Regions from separate parts of the Homo sapiens genome. Here region 2 is linked to region 1. The links are chromatin contacts, found by Hi-C or POLR2A ChIA-PET in ENCODE. All regions are on one chromosome and are shown on one strand. Each heading gives the region's core, a stretch centred on a gene start or an enhancer-like site at or near the end of the contact. The rest is flanking DNA. Distances are from core to core; before and after follow the strand shown.

Region 1 (7,444 bases), core at 2,566-5,065:
CTAAAAACAAAACTACATGACAAAAAAAAGCACTAATTGCAAATCACTGTGAAACAGTAGCACAAAATCTTTATATTGTGCTACTAGTGACAGCAACAGAAGACAGTCAAACGCCTAGGCAGATAGAGGCAGGTCCCCGGTGAAACCCCACCTCCAAGCTGAAGACAGTTTAAAGCCTGAAAGCCAAACTACAAGTTAAATTTTCAGACTAGATTGAGAACTTGTCTTCCTGTTTGGCACGCTTTCCTCTGATCTCCACCCTTCACCTATTTTACGTATACTTACCCTTTCTAATTGGTTTTCTACACTGTCGTGCCTGCCTTTGAGTGGTGTCTTTGCTTTAACCTTTTTTTGCAAACTCACAAACCAATCAGCATGCACTCCCCATTCTGAGTGCATAAAAGCCCCAGGCTCAGCCACATGAGAGGGGATTTTCCCACTTTCGGGTAGGGGAACTGCTCCCAGCATTCGCTCTTTGCTGAGAGCTTTCCTTTTGCTTAATCAATTCCACTCCACTCACTTTCCGGTGTCTGTGTGCCTAGTTTTTCCTGGTTGTGAGACAAGAACTTGGACCTAGCTGAGCTAAGGAGCAGAAAGACTGCCAAGACTAGGCTACTTGTCCCAGTTTCAAACTATTATCAATACTAATTGAAAGCAATCAGCTGGGAGCGGTGGCTCATGCCTGTAGTCCCAGCACTCTGGGAGGCCAAGGCAGGTGGATCATTTGAGGTCAGGAGTTTGAGATCAGCCTGGCCAACATGGTGAAACCTTGTCTCTACTAAAAATACAAAAATTAGCTGGGCTTGGTGGTGGGTGCCTGAAATTCCAGCTACTCAGGAGGCTGGGGCAGGAGAATCACTTGAACCCGGGAGGCAGAGGTTGCAGTGAGACAAAATCATGCCACTGCACTCCAAGCCTGCGTGACAGAGAGAGACACCATCTCAAAAAAAAAAAAAAAAAAAGCGATCAGAATTTTTTTTCTTGGTCCCCAAATCTCAACATTTTTTTTTCCCAATAGGAATTAGGTAGAAGCACTATGTCTCATTATAACCTCAAGATAATTTTTAAAAATCTGTTTTAGTAATAGATTTTAATAAACATATGAGTTAGTATAAAAGATCTTGAGGCTGATGTTCTTCAAAGTTGACCATGATGTAGCCACTTTTCTTGATTCCGAGTATTGCAGGATTACTCAAGGTTTTGTTGGCCTGGCAGCTAATAATGTTAATGCTAACTCTGGAAGTCCAGAAGACATAGGTCAGAACATACAGTTGTTTGTGAATATTTACACTGACATACAGGTTTTAAAAGAAATACATTCTAAGTGGTTTTGGTTCAAAGCAAGAGAATACTGAAAACAAAAAGTGCCACATCTTTCACTGAGCATTTTACTGCATTCATTCCTTCATTCAACCTACTATCTGTTTCCACTCCCATTCCTTCTCAATACTAGAATTAGCTTTTAAAAATAACCACATGACTTAGAAACCTCTACTCACTTATTGCAGACCACGGGATGAAGTCCAAACTCCAGGTGCTGTGCATGAGGCCCTTCTCATACTGACTCGGTTTCATTTCATTCTCCAGTTTCATTTTTCGTCCTGTCCCTACTACATGCCATAAGCTTGAAGACCACATGCTTCAGTATTAAAAATGCAGACCCTTAGGTCCTACTCAGATCTACAAAATTAGCATCTTTTGGGGGTGGGACCCAGGAATCTGCATTTTTTTTTTTTTTTTTTTTTTTGAGATAGAGTTTTGCTCTGTCGCCAGGCTGGAGTGCAGTGGCGCGATCTCAGCTCACTGCAACCTCCACCGCCCAGGTTCAAGCGATTCCCCTGTGTCAGCCTCCTGAGCGGCTGGGACTACAGGCGCACACCATCATGCCTGGCTAATTTTTTGTATTTTAGTAGAAACGGGGTTTCACCATGTTGGGGTTTAGTAGAAACGGGGTTTCACCATGTCGATCTCCTGACCTCGTGATCCGCCCGCCTTGGCCTTTGAAAGTGCTGGGATTACAGGCATGAGCCACTGCTCCCGGCCGGAATCTGCATTTTAACAAGCAAACCAAATATTCTTCCCCATAATGAAGCTTGAGAGTCACTCACTTGACTTGATACTCTTAGCACATCTGTATACCTTTGTGAGAACTTCTCAAATAATTAAACCTATCAGGGCATACATCATAATTTTCAGGCTAGAAAATGTCACTGCTATTATCTAAAGAAGCAAGAGTTCCTCCCAAAGAGGAGGGTCTGATCTTCCCCTAGAAAAAACTGCACAGGTGTAGAAAAAACTGCATAGGTGTAGAAAAAAGACACTGCAATTCCACTGGCTCAAGGTGGAAGGAGAATAAAGCCTCGGACACTCCCATGTGTCTGCAAGAACTTCAATCCTTCTTTCATGGTGTATTTCCAAGTGTCCTTTCCTCCTGTTTCACTAAATATCTGCACTCTCACCATGAACTGAGGCAGCCTGGGATGCGAGGTACCTCCTACCTCTGGACCCTATCTAGACTGCTGGGTTCCACTCTTCCCAATCAAGACCCAATGCAAATGTCACCTGCTCCAGGAAGCCTCCCCTAATTCTAGGTCATAATGTATCACTTCACCCCTCGCACTCTCATCCAATTTCACTTGTGTGATTTTCTCATGTATTTTGGATGTAGCTCAAACGTCCCCAAGTCCCACAGCCTGTGGGTGCAAATGCAGTCATGTTAGTCGTAATACCTGAATTATTATCTTGGTATCCTTTTTGCCCCGGGAACTCCAGGGCTGTGTTCTTGTTGCTGGCTCCAAAGCTAACAATAAAATCCCTTCACACAAATCGTCCTTTGGCTTCAGACCTCAAGGTCCGTGTCATCTCCGCAGGAACCCTCGTGGGGTTGGCGTGCCCAGTCCCCTCCGCTGCGCGTGCATCCCGCTCCGCTGACAGCCAGTGCTTTGGTTCTCCAGAGGTGTTAAATGGCTTGGGAACATAATTTCAAAACGGACAGTTGGATAAACACCAGAATAAGCACCAGAAGATGACAGCGGAACCAAGGCTCGAGATGGGCCGGCTGACACCACTGGGCGCTGAACCTGGCTGGAAGCTTCCTGGCAGCGACAGCGAAAAGGGAACACCTGTCGTGGGCGCCCTTGTTTCACTGTCAGTAAGAAGTAGAGCAACTGCTAGACGCGCTCCACAAAACCCTGGACGCACTTCATACACACCCCCACCCCAGCAAGCTCAAGTACCCTGTGAACCTGGACGCCCACCACCCCCAGGGCAGGCAGCGAGGAGCTCTTCAAGGGGTAAAGCGACCCCTGTGGGGCCAGCGCCCGTCCTCTCTCCTGCTGTTCGCGGGCACCCGGGCACGCGGCGACTCGGCTGAATTAGGGCGTCCTGCAGCTCCCGAGGCGAGGAGGCGCTTGGCCTTTCCGTTCCGCCCTCAGAAGGGAGAGGAGAGGTGGTCCTCGAGTGGGAGTCAGTTCAGGATGCGGGCTGTGCCACGCGCGGAGGTCCGGGGACCCCACCGCCGCCTCCTCGAGGCCCGCCCCGCCCCTTACGACCCGTCCCTGCAACCCCCCGCGTGGGCTTCCGGCCGCGGCGACCCCTGCCCCGCGCTATTGCGCGCGCTCGTTCGCTGACAGAGGCTTCGAGGGCGGCAGGGCGGGGCTTCGGCGCCGGGGGCGGGGCCTTCAGCGGGCGGGCGGGGTTTTGGCGCCGCGAGGTGGCGGCAGCAGAGCGGCGCAGAAGGGAGGGGGCGGCTGGCCGCGCGGAAGGAGTGAGTCACCTGACCGCTGCCCTCGCCGCCCGCCGGGCGCTCTCGCTTCAGTCAGTCGGGCCGCGCCGCGCCTCAGCTCTGGTGAGTGGCTCGGCCGTCCCGCCGGCCCTTCTCCGGGAGGGTTGGCGCGGTCAGGGCCGCGGGCCTGTGAGGGGAGGCCGGCGGACAGGTCCAGTGAAGGCGCGGGCGGGCCGGGGGCGGCTCTTTCTGGGCTGGGCGGGGCGCGGGGGGCACGTATCGGGGCCCGCGGGGGGCGCCGGCGGCCGGGATCCTGGAAGTGGCCGCGACGCCGGAAGGGGCGTCCCGTCGGCGGCCGAACCCCCTGCACTGCCGGAGCTGTTGTTTACCCGCGCGCGCCGTACTTTACCCGGGGCGGGCGGGGGCTGGGGGCCGCGGGGTCCCTGCCCCACCCCCCTCCCTGCCCTCGGGCGCCAGCCCGGCCCCTCGCCCGCGGCCCGCCCGGGCTGTGACACATCAGCACCGCCCTCGCGGCTGGGGCCCCGTATTGTCCTCCGCCGCCTCCCACCGCATGCCCAGCCTCGCGTCTACTCAGCCCGGTGGCTGTCGCGCGTGGAATCGCGTAAGAAAAGCCGAGTTTGTGGCTGGGGAGAGAAGGCCACCGTGCTGAGCTGGATTTAGCGAAGACTGGTTTTGGGGACCGGAGAGCCCAGGACTCCCTTTGTTGGAGTTTTGCCCACGCGTTGTAATTAAGCCTCGCACAATATGGTGAGAGTGGGCGTTGATTCTGGAGACACCAGCTTTGTGCTCGTGTAATGTAACACGAGTGCCGTTGCTTTCTCATTCTTACACGGCAGTTTCATGTCATTGAGTAGAATTGTGCGGAATGCTTTTATGGAGTGAGGCTTCTGCGTTAAACTTGTGCTGATTCCAGGTAAAGTGTAGTAGTAATTGTGAAAGAACGTGTATGAGGAAAACGAGCTACAATGTCATGCTTGGAGGAACAAAGAATGTTTTGTAGGATGCTTTGCTTTTTGGAGAATTGTGTAGGGGTAGGGACTGTTACCCATGGATGATGCTATGGGAATTTGATCATGTATTTGAACACCCTTTACATCAGAGGGTCTGCATTGAATGCAGTTCAGAAGGATAAAGGGTGGAAATCCCAGATGTGTTAGTGGCAGAGCACTTGAGCGCTTCACATAGTCAAGCAGAGAAATGGGAAGAGGTCGGCTTGCTTCTTCCTGGTCTTTGGGTAGTGGTGCAAGGGCTGGGCTGGGCTTGAAGGCACTTGCCACTTCTGCCTTTGGACATCTTGAAGAAGCTTAGGGAAGAAAGGCTCCCGGTGAGTCAGCTTGGAGTAGGGTGACTTTGGCGTAGTGATTCTTGTATTGTTGTTTAACCTATGTTTCTGTCAAGTGGTTTACTGTTGTTCGGTATGTTGGTTGGTTAACAAGGTAGGATGACTCTCTAAAAAGTTGGGTTGCTGAGTCATTCGCCCCAGCTTGAGAGGTAATTAGAAACAGCTGGTGCAAATACTCTCATCACATGCCTCCACTATAAAAGGCCAAAGAGCGCTCTAGAGAGGTTGCTTCAGAAGGCTGAAGGGGACCCAGCTGGGGTTGTTTTGATACAGGTTATCAGTGGGTGAAGTGGAAGAGCACTCTTAGGCAGTGGCCAATAGCACTGAGGCGGGTTTAAAGACGGAGCCTCGTGACCTGCTGTCTGAGAATAAATTTGCGCTGGAGAGAGCTAAAACTGGGGAAGAAATTTGCAGCTAGGGGTAACCCAATAAAAAATATTGTAACAAAAATATTTACTACTCTTACTGGACTTAGTTTCCTTTTTGTGGTTTCTGTTACGTGGTCTATAAGTTTCAAGCAGTGAGCTTAATTTGTGCGTCATAAAAATTTGGTTATGAGTACACAGAAGGGACTTGCTCTGTTTCTCATGGCCCTTGGCTTTTCATGCATACACAAGAAGTTTCAGGAGTCAGAGGAGGGTAAGCACCATATGGGTGGAATTAATAGGTCTCATTGGGTTAAGTCTCGAAAGAGCTGTTTAATAAATAGCCAACCGTAAATACCTGTCTCATTGTCTTGATTATATGACACCACTGCCTTTACACCTGGTGTCATTGCTTCTTGCTTTAAAAAGGAGCACACAACCCAAATATTTATATGAGTCCTCATTGCAAACAAAGTTTAGGAATGGGAAATGTAGAGCTGGGAATTTGGCCCTTTGGTGAAAAAAATGATGATTCCTATTAATGGTAGTTCATTTAAAATATTCTGTATTAGGAAAAACGATTTATTTTGTTCCTTTAAGTCTGGGACTAGAGGAGATTAGAAATCATGAATTTTGTAAGTATTAGGGCCTCCAAGGTGGGGTGCAAGGAGGTTCATTTGGAAGGAATATATTAAAACTTTTAAAAACTTTAATATAAGAAAGACATTAAGCTTAAAGATGCAGACTAACAATCGTGTATTCATATTATATAATGCGCGTGCATGTCCTCCACCCCTTTGTTGCTGGGGGAACATAGCCTGTTAACCACTGTCAGTAACATTCTTTCAACAACCGGAATGCTTTTTCTTTTAACTTACGGTTTCCTCCTAAGAGTTCTTTCAGACTGTTAATATTCCATTTAAGTTTTATTTTATAGGTAGTTCTATTGTCTGTATGTTTTACTTTAGAAGCTTGAGTGTAAATTTCTTGTTACATTGTTGATACTGGGGATGGAAATACAAAAAATACAGAATTTCATTTGATAACCTGTATTTTGAATTTGGAGACAAGCCCAGCGGTTGGTTTAATGTATGTGATCTGAAGTGCAGTGATGTGTAAAAGGGTGCAGTGGAAATACTTGAAGATAATCTACACATTGGAGTGTAATATGTATAGCATATGTAAAAATTAGTTTGTACTGTTACTCCTTGAAGTCTGTTTTTTTTTGTTTGTTTTTTGCCAAGCTTATGTTCTCTTAAGATTAATAAGACGACATATTCAGTAAATCCCTTGGGAAGTGGCATTTATTCAGAATATCAACCTCCTACTAGTGCTGGGGGCGGGTGGCGGCGGTGAGGGTGGTTAGTATTTACCATTCAGTTAAATCTCATGTGCCATGTGCCTTCTACACCCCTGTACTGTGAGAGGTGATGCTCAGAATAACAGTTGCAAAGCCCGTTAAAATTACCACTTGTCAGATTTTCTCTTCATAGTGCTGATCTCTCCATGACTTACGTTTTAGGAATCACCACCTCTCTTCTAATTTTCTGACTAATGTTCTGTTAATGAGAGAATTGTCTTAACCCTAAAACCTGCATTCCCTGAGCATTCTAGACAGAGGGTTTATTTTATGTGGTGGAACGATGATTTTTGAGATTGTTTTGATTTAAAATATATGTCAAATGAGGTAATGTACCGATGGCCAAGGTATGGGTAATTTGAGTGCAATTCGCCAGAATCCGTGCCCCTTGGAGGGAGTAAACATTTCAGGACTGCAGCTAAAACATTGACTTACACTCTCCTGAAGCCCAGGCACCTGGCTTACACAGTGCACTAACATAACTGAAGTCTGGGTTTGATCACTGTACAGTTGACAAAGAAGCAGTAAGCAGAATGGTTAAAAAGTAGTTCTGGAGCCAGACTGCTTAAGGTCAGGTTCTGGTTGTGTCACCCACTTTAAAGCCTTGGGCAAGCTCTTCTACCTGGTAACTA
Region 2 (6,691 bases), core at 1,260-3,759, 360 kb after region 1:
ACAGAATTATAATAAGAATGGGATAATTTCTAGGGTGACTGCAAATGCTTGGAAACATAGAACAGGAAGGGACTTTGGAAATCCACAAACTCAGCAGATCAGAAACCTGAGGCCAATGAGTGGCTGGTGTGGAGCAAGCCAACTGACCTCCAGCCAACACTATTTCCATTACACACTGCTTGACCTACATCGAAGTAATGGGTTTGATGATCAAATTTAAAAATAGTTTGGGCCAGGTGCAGTGGCACAAGCCTTTAATCCCAGCACTTTGGGAGACCGAGGCAGGTGGATCACATGAGGTCAGGAGTTCGAGACCAGCCTGACCATCATAGAGAAATCCTGTCTCTACTAAAAATACAAAATTAGCTGGGCGTGATGGCGCATGCCTGTAATCCCAGCTACTCGGGAGGCTGAGGCGGGAGAATCGCTTGAACCTGGGAGGCGGAGGTTGCAGTGAGCCCAGACTGTACCATTGCACTCCAGCCTGGGCAACAAGAGGGAAACTCCGTCTCAAAAAAAAAAAAATAGTTTGTACTAAACAAATTTTGTATTTGGAGTTGTCCATAATGCACAGGGTTTTGTCTTTCCCACTGCCTAAGTGTCTGAGCCATCTCATACTTAGAAATATGTATTTCATTGATCTCCCTACTTACGACTTAGCATAATGCCACCCTCATTATGAGTAGAACTCATTAAATGTTGAATTGTCAATACTGGTATGTAGATATGTTTAAATGAAGGTTTATGAATGAGTATATCTCTGAAACCTTTCTCTCTCCCCCTTTTCCATGAGAAGGGGAAGAGAGGATTCATTTACAGATAAAAGGATAGGGACTATTCTGACACCAATTTCACACTGTTTCTTCATGCTGGTTCTCAAATAACTACTTGGGATCGTAATAGTTCCGGACATTCTGTGAGCGTGTATATTGTTTTTACTTCGTGGAAGAAGGAAAAAAGGAGGTGGATAGGAAGGACAGGGGTTCTACGTTCATTGAACTGTGATCTTACTTTTGGAGTCCCGGAAATGGTGTCAACTGAGAAGAAGATGCAAATGGTTTGGAGACAATTCTTTCTAAATATGAATAAGGATATTCCTTTCCTTGGGATAGATTACCAAAATAACTATTTGGGTGCTTTTTTTATTTTTATTTTTTTTGTCTTTGCATAGAAATGAAGAGAGAAGGCCGGGTGCGGTGGCTCACGCCTGTAATCCAGCACTTTGGGAGGATGAGGCGGGCGGATCATGAGGTCAGGAGATAGAGACCATCCTGGTTAACACGGTGAAACCCCGTCTCTACTAAAAATACACAAAATTAGCCAGGCGTGGTGGCGGGTGCCTGTAATCCCAGCTACTCAGGAGGCTGAGGCAGGAGAACGGCGTGAACCCGGGGGCGGAGCTTACAGTGAGCCAAGATCGCGCCACTGCACTCCAGCCTGGGGGCCAGAGCGAGACTCAAAAAAAAAAAAAAAAAAAAAAAAAAAAAAAAAAAGAAATGAAGAGAGAAGACTTAGAAATCACATTTCCAAGGTAGTTTTCCGCACAACTCTGGTCAATTCTGGATGCAAGTAAAAATTCCCTCTGGAAGTTTTTATATCAAAGACTCTTAGACACCATCACAGGGACATCCTGAATTGGGATTTCTGAGAGTGTAGCCTTGATTTCTGCATTTCACAGCTGTGTCTGAAAATCACTGCTCTATGGAAAACATGTACCTTTGCATTAAATAACAAAGACTTTCAGATCTTCAGTTGAAGAGATGGATTGAAAAGGTCTGGGGAAAGACATTGCAAGTTATCAGCGGTTCTGGAAGGTGCCTAAGATATGTGAACTAGAATGATTTTACGTGAAAGGGAATAAGAAATAAAGAGGGTATTAGATGACAGCACATAACTGCATGAACACCAGTCCTACACTTCTCAACAACGTCTCTACTAACACGAAAACCAGAGGAATATTTAGTGAAATTGCAATGTCATGAACTTAAGACAAATGACAGGAAACTCCATGAATCATCAGCCCACAGGATATAAGTCACTCCTACGGTGACAACAAGACCAGGCACACTAAAGGATGTTTTTTTTCAAGGGTAGACTTGCTTTAGTGCCATCAATAACATTTAAGGCCATGCATGGTGAGGTCTTGTTAGCTGTTCTCTTATATCATTCGAGCATAAAGAGCTGGCCTGCCAGGGTCAGTCAGAAATCCTATTTTTCACTTTGGTCATTAGATAGTGTAATTGCAGCCAAGATTACCTCTTGAAAGGGAACTGGGCAGGTTTCATGTGAGGATATAGGGCTGAATGCTAAGGTTTAAAATTTTGTTTCTGAAACTGAAAATAGAACACAAAGGCATTTGAGTTTATAGCTTTTCACTTGGGTAAAATTTTTCTTTTTAAATTTCATTATGGAGGCTTTGGATCCCCTGTTAAGAGATAAGCATTTTTTTAAACAACCATTTAACTGATTATTTTTATTATTGTATTTTAAAATTCCTGGAGGTAAATATTCATTTGACATGCCTCTCAGCGTTAGGAAAGAGATATTAAAATGCAGCGAATAAACAGCCAACAGGACAGCTGTTATTGCAAAAAGAACCCTGGGGTCCTCCAGGTACACATTTTATTTGCTGTAGTAGAAAAATTCCCGTTCCTTTTCCTAGCTAATTGCTTGCATTAGTGCCTCCTGGTTCTTCCCTTGAATTTACTAGAAATGGAAATTAAGAAACGAGTCCAGTCATTGATCATTGGCCTGTCAACTTTGTGGACACTCACCCAGGTGAATGAAAAACATCTTGATAAGAACAACAAAGTCAACAGCACCAAAGGCGGTGCTTTTAAAGCAGTTGTTCTTGTGATGGTCTTTAAGCAGCTGAGACCAGTAGCCCTGTCGTCTAATTGTCGCATACTTTGTAAATAAAACGATTGCATTCCCATTTTGATTTTCTCTCTGCATGTTGGTATTTCAACTAAAAGTCATTAAGGGATTAAGAAAATGTCACATCAAAATAAATGTCAGTTTTAAAAATAAAAAGTGTAATCACGATATAGGGAGTTTTCTAATAGTTCTTTGCAGAACTTACTTTTTCCTGAGAATGACTTTGAATTTTGATACAGTACTTGTCTGCCGAACTGACCAAATGGTGCTGACCTAGGCAGTATGTATACTTTATTAGGGCGGTATTGCTAGGAACCATCTCTGGCTTTACTTAATTGTCACAATTAATTTTTTTTTTTGGCAGAAAACACTTCATGTCACACACACTAAAATGTAATAAAGGCAGATATCAATACTGTTCATATGGATAGCATATTCCTCCGAATTGCTTCCACTAATATGTTCTTCTAATAAGGCCCATTTCTTTTTTTTATTTTTATTTATTTTTGAAAGAGTCTCATTCTGTCGCCCCAGGCTATAGCGCACTGGTACAATCTCGGCTCCCTGCAACCTCTGCCTCCTGAGTTCAAGCGATTCTCTTGTCTCAGCCTCCTGAGTAGCTGGGATTACAGGCACGTACCGCCATGCCTGGCTAATTTTTATATTTTTAGTAGAGATGGGGTTTTACCATGTTGGCCACGCTGGTTCAAACTCCTGACCTCAAGTGATCCTCCTGTCTTGGTCTCCCTAAGTGCTGGGATCACAGGCGTGAGCCACTGCACCTGGCCAAGTCTCATTTCTTAATGGAATTAATCTTGTTAAACAACTTTTGACATTATATCATTGACTTAGATTGACAGTTAAAAACAACCCAGCCCTTTTGTTAACATTATGTATCTAAAATAGGCAGGGTGTGGAATATCTATTGATTTTGGAAGATTACTAGTGTGGACGTCATTAGTACTGTTTTTCCAGTTTTCCAACTCAAAGGGTACATACTAGGATTGCATTTCCTAGTCCCTTGGGCTTGGGTGGGGGTATGTGCTGGTTCTAGCCAATGAAGTGGAGGTGATTCTGACATATGTCACTCTCCAGAGATCTCAGTTCCCTAATATCACTAGCATTGTTATCAGTGCCAGAACAAGCTGTTCATTTTTGAATAAATACATTTTTCTGTTACATGAATACTGCAAGTCATGTAAATGATCTTGTTTACAACTTTGTTTTGATTGCTAGGAGGTTTAGGGTCAAAATTACGGGTCTTCCATTGGCAATTAGTCAGGAGCACAGGGCATACATTTTTCATGTGCTAATGTCATCCAGCTTTATGTTTTTGTTATCTAGTTTTCTCCTTTGTGCCAATTCCCCTCCCTTTTAAAAACATTTATTAGTTTGTTTCAAATATATTTTTCCAGGCAGCTCCAATTCTTTATAGAATAAAGATATTACAAATAAACAAATAATCATGATTGGGACAAGTCAAATAATTTTTCCCCATATAAACGAGTGGAATTCTTCAGATCTGATGTAGCTGAGTTGGGTTAGAGTAATGAAAAAAAGTTTCCAACAAAACAGTTTTCCCCCCCTACCTCTAATGATCACCATTGTTAGTTAATTCTAATCTACATTGTTACAGAATTAATTATAAGAACTCAAAAGACATCAATACCAAAAGACTTAAGCTCCTGCATACTTATGAAATTCCATTCCATCTAGATAACATAATCCTTAAATCAGCAGCGGGGGAGTGTCTTGTACCTATTGTAAATGCTTTCTCCGTATCATGCTACTGTACATGGAAATGCCACAAGACTATTCCATTGTTCCAGTAGCTAAAAAATAATTACTGCTTTATTTTATTTGCAGTAAATGGGTCATCAGAAGGCAGAATAAAAACTCAATGCCGGCCAGGCGCGGTGGCTCACGCTTGTAATCCCAGCACTTTGGGAGGCCGAGTTGGACGGATCACCTGAGGTCGGGAGTTCAAGATCAGCCTGACCAACAAGGAGAAACCCCGTCTCTACTAAAAATACAAAAAATTAGTCGGCAGTGGTGGTGCGTGCCTGTAATCCCAGCTACTCGGGAGGCTGAGGCAGGAGAATCACTTGAACCTGGTAGGCGGAGATTGTGGTGAGCCGAGATCAGGCCATTGCACTCCAGCCTGGGCAACAAGAGTGAAACTCTGTTTCAAAACAAAACAAAACAAAAAAAACCCAACAACAACAACAACAAAAAACCCTCACTGCCAGCTGCCTCTTGAAAGGACAATTCTAAGGCCCTACTGTTAACTGTTATCAATATATCCTGGGACACAGTCATTGCTCATTGACAGCAGTGATCCCACATTGGTCCAGCTGCTTTCTGGAGTTTTTGCCACAGAACACTCATGACCTTGTTCACAGTAGTATTGACCTTCTTAGTCTAGCCTAGTTGTTCTTGGCAATGATGATCTCTTAGATCTTGATGGGTGAAGTTATCATGTACGGCCTGAGCAGCACCAAGGCCATATTTTAGTTTGTCTTGTGAGTCCTCAATGAAGTCTAGGTAAAGATGACCAGGACGTAGCTCATAGGGGTCTAATGGCTGTGGTTGTTGACAGAGTCATTCTACAAAATACAGGGAAAGTCTTTGGCTCAGAATCTTCCAACCACACATGGAGTTATCTTAAGAAGCCTGGACCATATTTCAGTCTGATCATTTCCTGGAAGGCAATGCAGAGCTATGGAGACAGCAATGAAAAATTCCTCTCCACAAATTCTCAGCAACCATCACTAAGGGAAATCCATATGCCACACATAATTGGTCTGCTGCTACTATTGTGGTAACAGAAACTCAAAATGGAACCTGGAGTGCTACTGAGCAACTTTGAGGTGTTCTTGTAATATTTATATGGTTTTTTATTACTGCTTTTTTTCCATTGAAAAATAGGTATCTTGGAAGTTTATACTGACTAAGCCGAAGTGTATTTCTCTTTTTATAGCCTTTCTCAATATCAGGATAAATTCTAAACCACCAGACATGGTTTGTAATCAATAATTTCAAGTGAATAACTTCCAAATGTGTGAACATGCAATGTGGCTAAAATAATGGTTTTACCTCAAGATAGAAATAAGGTATTTTTGGCACAGGAGTCTTCAGAAAACCAGGTGAATGATATCAAGTCTCCGAGCAGCAATTTTAAGATGAAAGTTTGAGCTTCAGTGTGTAGCTCTTTTTTATTTGCTAACTGTAATATTTTAGGCTGCATCTATACTATCCTCTGAGCCAGATGCCTCTTTGGCCATGCAATTTTTAATGGTGGTCATCAGTAGAACAAGATGGATATAAGACAGTCTTTAGACCAGTGTTTATTGCTATAGAAAGTACATTCATGCCACATTGAATGATTATAGCTTACATCTACAAAAGTAATAGTGGAATATACAGAAAATAGCATTTGACACCAGAAAAATCCTGATATACAGAAAGATATCCATCTACTTATGGAGGGGACCAAATAATGGTTCTCTAAAGATGTCTACGTCCTAATTCCAGAACCAATGGAATATGTTCCTTTACCTGGAGATGGATTTTACAGATGTGAATAAATGAAAGATTTTGAGATGGGGAGATTTCTCTGAATTATCTAGGTAGGCCCAATGTAGTCACAATGAAAACAGCAGGGTCTTAAGGCAGAGAAGGTGTAAATGGGAATGCGTAAATAGAAGGAGAGAGAAAGATGGAGTGTGATGCGGGGCCACAAGACAAGGAATGAGGACGGCCTCTGTGAGTAAGAAAAGGCAAGAAGTTGGATTTTCCCCAGAAGTTTCCAAAA

Evidence for each region. A loop is a pair of places that touch in the nucleus more often than their neighbours do. ChIA-PET counts read pairs that join two places held with the same protein, here RNA polymerase II (POLR2A). Pooled maps may share reads with other maps.
Region 2: a map of K562 shows a loop between it and region 1 (2.3-fold over the local background). The contact joins the promoter of GRIK1-AS3 here to the promoter of BACH1 in region 1. A Hi-C loop is called at or near these places in 1 of 168 maps with a recorded cell type or tissue (K562) and 7 of 50 pooled maps. POLR2A ChIA-PET finds 5 or more read pairs at or near these places in 1 of 52 experiments (activated CD4-positive, alpha-beta T cell).

The regions. Positions count from the first base shown.
Region 1 is chr21:29,295,107-29,302,550 of GRCh38, forward strand. It overlaps BACH1 (BTB domain and CNC homolog 1), which reads left to right and starts at 3,816. Exons shown (of 5, transcript NM_001186.4): 1 at 3,816-3,847. It overlaps LOC105369299 (a long non-coding RNA gene), which reads right to left and starts at 3,630. Exons shown (of 2, transcript XR_937652.3): 1 at 1,500-3,630; 2 at 1,072-1,236. RefSeq lists silencers at 3,341-4,250, 7,202-7,444 and an enhancer at 5,481-5,590.
Region 2 is chr21:29,654,897-29,661,587 of GRCh38, forward strand. It overlaps GRIK1-AS3 (GRIK1 antisense RNA 3), which reads left to right and starts at 2,510. Exons shown (of 1, transcript NR_199598.1): 1 at 2,510-2,934. The region is part of intron 4 of GRIK1 (glutamate ionotropic receptor kainate type subunit 1); the gene reads right to left. RefSeq lists an enhancer at 2,131-2,280.